Regions from separate parts of the Homo sapiens genome. Here region 1 is linked to region 2. Evidence: chromatin loops called from intact Hi-C (ENCODE). Cell type or tissue: Calu3. All regions are shown on one strand. Links, peaks and the distances in the headings refer to the core of each region. The heading gives the core; the rest is flanking DNA. Region 1 has its middle 27 kb from the start of VPS33B-DT. Region 2 overlaps PRC1 (protein regulator of cytokinesis 1).

The links. A loop is a pair of places that touch in the nucleus more often than their neighbours do. Peaks named below come from ENCODE experiments on the same cell type or tissue, not always from the same donor. Only the 100,000 strongest peaks of a DNase experiment are listed, where the experiment ranks them.
Region 1: a loop joins it to region 2, with 2.9 times the contacts of the local background. A loop is called at or near these places in 3 of 110 quality-filtered maps.

Annotation. Positions count from the first base shown.
Region 1 is chr15:91,046,934-91,052,311 of GRCh38, forward strand. No RefSeq gene overlaps it. Among named protein-coding and RNA genes, the nearest start is that of VPS33B-DT, 27 kb to the left of the region's middle. In Calu3, for the core only: a CTCF peak has its summit at 3,086 (motif pointing left); a DNase peak (open chromatin) is centred at 3,068.
Region 2 is chr15:90,985,010-90,990,387 of GRCh38, forward strand. All of the region lies in intron 1 of PRC1 (protein regulator of cytokinesis 1), which reads right to left. It overlaps PRC1-AS1 (PRC1 antisense RNA 1), which reads left to right. Exons shown (of 4, transcript NR_051984.1): 4 at 2,621-3,615. Among named protein-coding and RNA genes, the nearest start is that of PRC1, 6.8 kb to the right of the region's middle. In Calu3, for the core only: no CTCF peak of the experiment used is centred there; a DNase peak (open chromatin) is centred at 2,012.

The DNA of each region.
Region 1 (5,378 bases), core at 216-5,215, 62 kb after region 2:
GCAATACCATTCAGAACATAGGCATGGGCAAGGACTTCATGACTAAAACACCAAAAGCGATGGTAACAAAAGCCAAAATTGACAAATGGGATCTAATTAAACGAAAGAGCTTCTGCACAGCAAAAGAAACTACCGTCAGAGTGAAGAGGCAACCTACAAAATGGGAGAAAATTTTTGCAATCTACTCATCTGACAAAGGGCTAATATCCAGAATCTACAAAGAACTCAAACAAATTTACAAGAAAAAAACAAACAACCTCATCAACAAGTGGGCGAAGGATATGAACAGACACTTCTCAAAAGAAGACATTTATGCAGCCAACAGACACATGAAAACATGCTCATCATCACTGGCCATCAGAGAGGTGCTTTGTTTTTTAACACTTGCCTGAAGGACTTAGGTGACTGATGGGTGAGCAAGAGGAAAGTTGTTTGGATTCATGGGTGAACTTTTAGGCAATTTCCATATTCCATGTATGAGTGCCACTGCAATGCATATTGATGCATTCATTTTGCACATTGGATTATTTCTTCAGGATCCATTTCTAGAAATAAAATTTCTGGTGGAAACACATGGGACATTTTTAGGGCTGTAGCCCTACAGAACAGTTGTTCCAATTTACAGCCCCAGCAGTGGATGAGTGTCTGTTTACTTAAACTCTCCCCTGTCCAGCTGTCATTATTACCGTATCTTTCTGATCTCTGCCGATTCAGCAGGCAAAAAGAGGTATCTTGTGGTTTTAGTTGCATTTCTTATTCTTCTCCTCCTCCCTCCTCCCCCTTCACCTTCCTCCTCCCTCCTCCTGTGGTTTTAGTTGCATTTCCTCCTCCTCCTTCCTCCTCCTCCTCTTTGCTTCCTCCTCCTCCTTCTTCCTCCTCCTGTGGTTTTAGTTGGATTTCCTTCCCCTCCGTCCTCCCTACTCCTCCTCCTTCCTCATGTGGTTTTAATTGCATTTCCTCCTGTTGCATTTTCTCCTTCTCCTCTTCCTTCCCCCCTCCGCTTCTCCCCTCCCCTTCTCCCCCCACTTCTCCCCCCCTTACCCTCCTCCTCCTCTTATTGTTTTAGTTGCATCTCCTCCTCTTCCTCCCCCTCCTTTTTCCTCCTCCTCCTCCTCATCTTCCTTCTTCTCCTCCTCCTCTTCCTTCTCCTCCTCCTCCTCCTCTTTTCCCTCTTCTCCTTCTCCCTCTCCCTCTCCCCCTCCCCCTCCCCCTCCCCCTCCCCCCTCCCCCTCCCCCTCCCCCTCCCCCTCCCCCTCCCCCTCCTTCTTCTTCTTCTTCTTCTTCTTCTTCTTCTTCTTCTTCTTCTTCTTCTTCTTCTTCTTCTTCTTCTTCTTCTTCTTCTTCTTCTTCTTCTTCTCTTTCTTTTTAAGACAGGGTCTCGCTCTGTCACCCAGGCTGGAGTACAGTGGTGCATTCTCGGCTCACTGTAGCCTGGACTCAAGCCATCCTCCTTCCTCAGCCTCTGGAGTAGCTGGGACTAGAGGTGTGCAACACCAAGCCCAGCTAATTAATTTTTTTTGGAGGGCTGGGCACAGTGGCTTACACCTGTAATCCCAACACTTTGGGAGGCCAAGGGGGCGGTGGGTGGCTTGCTTGATTCCAGGAGTTCAAGACCAGCATGGGCAATAGAGCAAAACTCCATTTCTACTAAAAATACAAAAATTAGCTTGGCATGATGGCATGCATCTGTAGTCCCAGATATTTGGGAGGCTGAGGCAGGAGGATCACTTGAGCCTGGGAGGCAAAGGTTGCAGTGAGCCGTGATTGTGCCACTGCACTCCAGCCTGGGTGACAAAGTGAGACTCTGTCTCAAAAAAAAAAAAAAAAAAAAAAAAAAGGGATATGGCTGATACACACAGAATGATCTACTCTCCTAAGATCTTGTACCCCAAGAATTTTATGACTTCTTGGATGGTATCAATTGTGTTTTATGATGTATTTATTCATTTACTCGATAAGTTTTGATCGAGTGCTGCTCTGTACCAAGATGTGTGTCAAGAAATGGGGATACACTGTTGTGCGAGAGGAAGTCCTCATGTGCCAGGAGCTTACAGTAGACAGGGGAAGACACACAAACCCATTATGAAGAAATACGGTAAATGCGACGGGAATGGAAGCAGAGGGTGCTCTGGAGTACCCAGGAGAGTTATGCCTCCCAGCCTTGTACTGTCAGGGATAGTTTCCCAAAAGAAAGGACATCTAACCTGAGAGCTGAAGAATAAATACTAGTTAGCCAAGTTAAGGAAGATGGGTAGGTGGGAGGGAGTAAGTTTAAGTTTTAAGGCATTCTAGGTAGAGAGAAAAGCAATTTGGGCAAATCCAGTAGGGGATAAAAATCATTTGGGAAACTGAAAGTCAGTCTCTTGAGTTGATTGCAAGAGGAGAGGGTCAGAAAAGTTAGAAGAAGAAAAACAGGGATCGGATCACAAAAAGCCTTGTAAGTAAGATTAAGGGTAGGGTTATTATTATGAGGTCAATACAAAGCCATTAGATCTTTTGAGTAGGTGGTATGCAGTGTAATTGCATTTGCATTTTTAAAAGATTACCTTGTCTATATGGTAAGAATAAACTGGAGGTGGATAAGAGCAGAGGCAGCTCCCTTAGGAGGTTGTTGCTGTGGCCCAGGCCAGAGATGATGAGTTGGACTTGAGACTGGGGCTGGAGAGAAGCGGGCAGTGTAGAACATATGGCTAAAGCAGGCAACCTGAAAACATCCAGGAAATTATTGTCGTTATAGGACGGCCCGGCAAAATGCAAATTGTTCTGTCCTCGTTTGATCTCAGCTGGACTGTGAACTCGGGGGACAGGGACTATTTTGTATTCATCCCTGTTTCCAGCACTACGGAAGTGCTCAGGAAATGAAAGTTCTTCCTAAGTGAGTCTCAGTGACATGGTGTTTTGATTGAGTGGTAACCCTCACGCCTTTGCTGACCCACCTTTATTAGGGAAGTTCGGTAGTGATGGTTAAGTCGATATGGAGCGCTACTGCAGCAGGGACATTAAGGTGCAGAAGCTTTACCCAGTTCACAGTGCACACTCAAACACCCAGGCTGGTTTTTCCTGACTCAGTTCTCTTCTGCCATCTGCTGGGACAGCCTTTCATAGCACATCAAAGCAAGATCACCAAGGAAGACAAGTCTAAAAACTACGGGAGCCACAGTGGACAATGCCTTGGATAAGCTTATAACTTAGTTGGAGAAGCAAGTGTCACATCCATACCACTGTCCATTTGAAGCTAATCTTCAGTGTTTATTTCCCAAAGACAAAATGTCTTTTTTCTTTTTTTTTTTTTTGAGATAAGGTCTGGCTCTGTCACCCAGGCTCCAGGCTGGAGTGTAGTGGCACAAACACGGCTCAGTGTAGCCTTGGCCTCCTGGGCTCAAGAGAGCCTCCCACCTCGGCTCCCCAAAGTGTTGAGATTACAGGCGCGAGCCACTATTCCTGGCCTATGCAGACTACCTTAAATATCTGTATTCTCCTATCAACCTTATGATAGCCATAGATTGTAACAATTTCTAAGCAAGAAAACAGAAACACAGAGATTTAAATAAAAAGCCAACTTTGAACAATAAGTAAGTGGCCGAGCCAGGACTGAAGCTTCCTTGACTCCTAGTTCCACACTTTTCTCACAACGTCTTAACATCTGAAACACAACAAGAGACAGTTCCAACAGGCGGAGACTGGCTGCTGATCCGCAGCAGAGACAGGGTGGGCCTAGTGTGAAGGCTGACAAGGCCAGTGGCTCCCTGATGTACAGAGATGCAGAATGTTGGCATGGGGTGGGGTGGGGTGCGGTGGGGTGGGGTGGGGTGGGGTGTGGGAGAGGAACAGAAACAATTCTCCACATTCCATGTTCCCCAAAGATGTGTCAAGGGGATGTTTCTGAGGGATTTTTTTTTAAGTATATGAAAACTAATAGAACTTGAACCTTTGGTGGATGTTGTCAAACAAAATAGACCCTACTATTTTTGTTAATGAGTCTGGTTAAGACTAAGAAACTATTGCACCATCCTTTTCTCTTTCTACCTCTCTCTCTTTTTTTTTTTTTTTTTTTTGAGACAGGGTCTCACTCTGTCACCCAGGCTGGAGTGCAGTGGTGAGATCACAGCTCTGGCTGATTATTTTTTATTTTTGTAGAGACGAGGTCTCACTATGTTGCCCGAGGAATCCTCCTGCCTTGGCCTCCCAAAGCACTGGGATTATAGGTGTGAGCCACCGCACCTAGCCAATTTTTCTCATTTAAACTTAAGTTATTTTGATATGAATACCCAAATATAGTCTTGGTGTTAAAAAATCAAACATTCAGGTAATGCTAAACTTTTCCTTTACTGCAAGTTCCAAGCCTTTTCTCAATGAAAACCACAGTCAGGAGTATGCTTCCAGATCTTCTAGGAAATATGAGTGTTCCTATGGGAGCATAGAGTCTTGTTTAGTGTTTTATCTCCCTTACATGAATGGGATCTTGCTGTACTGTCCTGCCTCTCCCTCTGAGCGGCCCACACTCCCCTGACTCAGTGGGAGGTACGCTTTGACTTGTCCAGGGCCGCTCCTGGGAAGTTCCACGTTATCCCCTGAGAACAGACGTCCTCAGTGCCCTCCTGCTCCCATGCCATGCCCCCCAGCTGCCAGGTCCCCACAGCTCTGGCCCAGCTTCTTCATAGCTTGCTTCTACCCGCGCCTGCCGCTTTTTAAAATATTGTGGCAGGATAAATATAACAAAAAATTTGCCATTTTAACTATTTTAAAGTGTACAGTTCAGTAGTATTAAGTACATTGACATTGTTGTGCTACCATTACCATTGTTCATCTCTGGAACTTTTTCATCTTCCTCAACTGAAACTCCATTCCCATTAAACGATAACTCCCCGTTCCCCTCTCCAGGCCTCTGGAAACCACCTTCTACTTTCTGTCTTATGAACTCGACTACTCTAGGTGCTTCATGTAAGTAAAATCACACAGCATTTGTCCTTTTGTGACTGGCTTATTTCACTCAGCATCATGTCTTGAAGGCTCATCCATGTGGTAGCCTGTGCCAGGATTTCCTTCTTTTTTCAAGTTGAATAATATTCCATTGTATGCATGTACCACATTTGGTTTATCCATTCTCCTGTTGGTGGACACTTAGTTTGCTTCCATCCTGTGGGCTATTGTGAGTAAGGCTGCCATGAACATAGGTGTACAAGTATCTCTTTGAATTCCTTCTTTCCATTCTTTGGGGTATATGCCCATAAGTGCTGCAGCAGCTTCCTGAGTACATTTCAGGCTGTGGGTGTTTTCTTCATTTGAATACCCCTTGCATTTTGGCTACTTACCATGGTTACCTACTGATGTGGTTTGGACTGAATGTTCCTGCACAAATCTCACGCCAAATAGTAATC
Region 2 (5,378 bases), core at 12-5,011:
GCAATACAAGATTTCATATCATATTACATCATGGAAGCTCAACCTTCTGGACTTTCAACAATGATCTACCTATGGAAGTATAATACAGAATTATAAATACTTTTACTAAAGAAAAACCGGACAAAAGATGTTGGTAAAATAAACTAACACAAGAACTTGCTGGTGAGAAACTCCTGCAAAATGTTTGGCAATTTATTACTATTTTTTTGGTGTTTTTTTTTTGTTTTTTCTTTTTTTTTGAGACAGCATCTTGCTCTGTCGCCCAGGCTGGAGTGCAGTGGTGCAATTTTGGCTCACTGCAACCTCTACCTTTTGCGTTCAAATGATTCTCCTGACTCAGCCTCCCGAGTAGGTGGGACTATAGGCAGGTGCTACCACACCCAGCTAATTTTTGTATTTTTAGTAGAGTTGGGGTTTCGCCATGTTAGCCAGGTGGGTCTTGAATTCCCGGCCTCAAGTGATCCGCCCTCCTCGGCCTCCCAAAGTGCTAGGATTACATATGTGAGCCACTGTGCCTTGCCATTTTATTTAATTAATTTATTTATTTTTATTTTCTTTTTTTTTTTTGAGACAGAGTCTCGCTCCGTTGCCCTGGCTGGAGTGCAGTGGTGAGATCTCAGCTCACTGCAACCTCCGCCTCCCAGGTTCAAGTGATTCTCCTGCTTCAGCCTCCCAAGTAGCTCAGATTACAGGTGTGTGCCACCACACCCAGCTAATTTTTGTATTTTTACAAAAACACAAAAATCCACCCACCTCGGCCTCCCAAAGTGCTGGGATTACAGGCATGAGCCACTGCGCCCGGGCCTAGTATTCTTAAATTGCAACCGGCAGCTCAAAGAATGGCTAAAGTTAAAAAGCCATTGAGATGGGGTTTCACTACGTTGGCCACGCTGGTCTCGAACTCCTGACCTCAAGTGATCCACCTGCCTCGGCCTCCCAAATTGCTGGGATTACAGGCGTGAGCTACCATGCCTGGCCTATTCTTCTTAAATTACAACTAGCAGCTCAAAGAATGGCTAAAGTTAAAAAGACAGCATTAAGTGTTGGTGAGTATATAGAAAAGTGAGAACTTTCATATGCTGCTGGCATGGTGTAAATTGGTACAACTATTTTAAAAACTGTTGGCAGTCTATCTACTAAAGCTGAACCCAGCAGTTCTACCTCTACATACATACCTAGCAGAAATGAACACATACGTTCACCAAAGACATATATGAGAATGGTTAGAGAAGCACTACTCATAATAGCAGGGAAACAGAAACAGCCTAGATGTCTATCAACAGAATGAATAGTACATTCCTACAATGCACTAATGCAGCAATGAAAATGAACAAACTGGCTGGGTGCAGTGGCTCACACCTGTAATTCCAGGACTCTGGGAGGCCGAGGGGAGCAGATCACTTGAGGTCAGGAGACCAGCCTGGCCAACATGGGGAAACCCTGTCTCTACTAAAAACACAAAAAATTAGCTGGGTGTGGTGGTGCGCCTGTAATCCCAGCTACTGGGGCGGCTGAGGCAGGAGAATCGCTTGAACCCGGGAGGCAGGGTTTGCAGTGAGCCAAGGTTGCAGTGAGCCAAGATTGTACCACTGTACTCCAGCTTGGGCGACAGAGCGAAACTGTCAAAAAAGAAAATGAACACACTACACATGATATGGATAAAGCTCAAATTATTATATTTCTATTTTATTTATTTATTTATTTTACTTTTTTGGGGTGATGAAATAGTTCTAGATCTTGATGGCGATTATACAACAGTATACAATTGAAACTACCTGTAAAGCGAGTCTGTTTTACTGTGTATGAATTATACCTCAAATCTTTTCATTTTTTTAATGAAGTAAAATAAACAACTAAAAAATAGTTGTAAGGGGAAGAGGAAGGAAAAAAAAAACACTTTAGGCTGAGCAAATGCCACTAGATATGCAAATGTGTATCACTATGTGATTCCGTTGACAGAGAGTTCAAAAACAGGCAAAACTGGCCAGGCACGGTAGTTCACGCCTGTATTCCTAGCACCTTGCAAGGCCGAGGCAGGAAAACTGTTTGAGCCCAGGAGTTTCAGATCATTCTGGGCAACATAGTGAGACTCTGCGTCTTAAAAAAAAAAAAAAAAAAAAAATTAGCCGGGCACGGTGACGTATGCCTATAGTCCCAGCTACTCAGGAGGCTGAGGTGGGAGGATTGCTTGAGCCTGAGAGGATGAGGCTGCAGTGAGCTATGATCACTGCACTCCAAAGCAACACCCTATCTCAAAAACGAAAACAAAAAAAGCAAAAACAAAACCAGGCCAAACTAATCAATGCTTTCAGAAGTCAGGATAGTAGTTCTTTTGGCTCAGGGGAGGCAGTGACTGGTAGAGGGCTTCTGGGTTGCTGCTTACACAGGTGCATCAACTGTGAACAATTCACTGAGTTTACACTTGATTTCTGTACGTTTCTGAATGTATGTTATTCTTCAATTACCAAAAGCTTATTTTAACAAAAAATTATTTATCTAAAATACAAATTTAACTGGCTTCTGTATCTTATCTTTTAAGAACAGCTTACTTTAAAAATTATCACAATTAGTCTGCTTTACAGAACATTTAAAGAATAGAAATTTTTCTCCCTTTTCTTAGGTATAACAGGACAACTAAGACTGCCCTGGCACCAGAGAAACTACAATCTAGATGTGCTCTGCTTCCAGTCGGCCGAGAAGCCTGCAGCAAATCACCTAAACACTTAAGGTCTTTGTGTGCCATCCACACCCAACTGCAACTAGAGACTTTCATTAGCCCCTTTCTGTCTCAGAGCTTTCGGTGGTTCTACAAGTCACCAGCCTGGATCTCTAACAATGTGTCTCTCCAAAGCTGTTAATACATTCACATCCAAAATATCTCCAGCCACGAAATCCTAGTTTAGAGGTTGCCCGTCCTTGTTGAAGAAACATTTCTACACAAATACCTGTTGCCTATACCAGATGGCCATACCAATACCCAAATACTGACAAACGTTTAAAAGAATTTACGGTACTCCCTTCACTTTAGAAATGTTAACAGTTCAAGTCCAACAGAACTTAAAGGAAAAAAAGAGAAATGTTAACAGTAAGTAAGGCATTTATTTAACATAATCTCAACTAAAGTCCAACTAAAGAGCTTCCCCAGGCAAACACTCCTTTTGCACTTCATTTTGAAGACAAAAGAATGCACAAGTTAAAATCCTAATATTACCATTTTATTAAAAATAACTTTTAAGATCCAATCTGTGGCCAATATTCGATCTGGATGCAAAACCCTGGCTTCCAGACAGGCCAGCCAGGGGCACTGCTCTGAAGGTCATTACTTAAGTATCCCAGTCTCCTCAGTCTGACAGACCTACCCCTGCCCAGCCAATCTCCACATAACAGCTAGTTGTTCATAATAAATCCCATCAGATCCCCGCTTAACTACTCCCCTTCAAAGGCTCCACTGCCCTCAGGAAATAGTTCAACCACCTTCTGTAGAAAGGCCTTCTAAAACCTCTCTCCGAGTCTGTCTGCTAATCTCTCCCACTTGACACTCCCCAGGTCTCTGGCCAGCTGAACTTCCCGGGCATTTCCTGAACAATGCCCCTCAATAAACCACATGCAACTCTCATTTTCTGATGCCACCGCGCTTTGTACATTCAGTTCCGTCTATATGCCACCACCTCCTCTGGAGAGCTGTGGACTTGTCACTCACCATTCCCCCCAAGCCCCCTAGTAGACCATAAACTCAAGGGCAAGGACCACCACATCTTATTCATCTTCATTTTACCACACCCTAACTCACAGTAGTTGTTCAATAGATATAAAATGAATGGCCCTGAATTCCTCCCAAAGGGTCCTATGCTCCTAACCTACCTAACCTAATAGAGGTATTATGCACTCTGGATCCTGACGAAGGTTTACAAGCAGGGCTGCCTATCTCTGTAACACATCTAGAAGGTAAAGTGATCGTTTTTCTGAGTAAAAAAATCTAGCACAATGGGCAAAGAATCTGAATAGACATTTCTCCAAAGAAGATATAAAAATGGCCAATAAGCACATGAAAAGATGCTCAATATTAGTCATTAGGGAAATGCAAATCAAAACCACTTCATAGCCAACAGGATGGTATAATAAAAAAAAATATATAGCAAAAAGTATTGGTGAGAATCTAGAGGAACTAGAACCCTCAGACACTGCTTGTGGGCATGCAAGACGGTACAGCCTCTTTGGAAAATAGTCTGGTAGTTCCTCAATTGATTTTTTGTTTTTTGAGACAGGGCCTCACTGTCACCTGGGCTGGAGTGCAGTGGTGTGATCATAGCTCAACGCAGCCTCAACGCCCTGGGCTCAAGCAATTCTCCTACCTTAGTCTCCCAAGTAGCTGGGACCATAGACGTGCCATCGTGCTTGGCTAATTTTTTTTTTTTTTTTTTTTTTTAAGGTTTGCCATGTTGCTCAGGCTGGTCTTGAACTCCTGGGCCCAAGCAATCCTCCCACCTCGGCCTCCCAAAGTGTTGGGATAACAGACATGAGCCACTGCACCCGGCCCCTCAGTTTAACAGAGTTCATACAACTCAGCAATTTTATTACTGGGTATTTGCCCAAAAGAAATGAAAACACATTTATACAAAAACTACACAACTGTTTATAGCAGCATTACTTATAATAGCCAAAAAGTGAAAAAAAAAATACAAATGGCCATCAACTTATGAATGGGTAAATAAAATGTAGTATATAGGCATACAATGGAATATTATTTGGCAATAAACCTTGAAAACATTATGTTAAGTCAAAGAAGCAAGTCACAAAAGACCAGAGCTACGGTTCCGTTTTTATGAAATATCCAGAATAGGTAAAAAGTAGATTTGGGGTTTGTATGGTTTTTTGAGACAGGGTCTCCCTCTTTCACCTAGGCTGGAGTGCAGTAACATGATCATGGCTCACTGCAGCCCCAACTTCCTAGGCTCAGGTGATCCTCCCACCTGAGCCTCCGGAGTAGCTGGGACTACAGATGTGAGCCACCACACCCAGCTAACTTAAACAATAAAATTTTTTTTTAGGCCGGGTGCGGTGGATCACTCCTGTAATCCCAGCACTTTGGGTGCCAAGACCGGCGGATCACGAGGTCAGGAGTTTGAGACCAGCCTGGCCAATATGGTGAAACCCCGTCTCTACTAAAAATACAAAAATTAGCTGGGTGTGGTGGTGGGCACCTGTAATCTCAGCTACTCGGGAGGCTGAGGCAGGAGAATTGCTTGAATCCGGGAGGTGGAGGTTGCAGTGACCTGAGATCACGTCACTGCACTCCAGCCTGGGTGACAGAGTGAGACTCCATCTCAAAAAATAAAATAAAATAAAATAAAAAATAAAATAAATAAATAAATAAATAA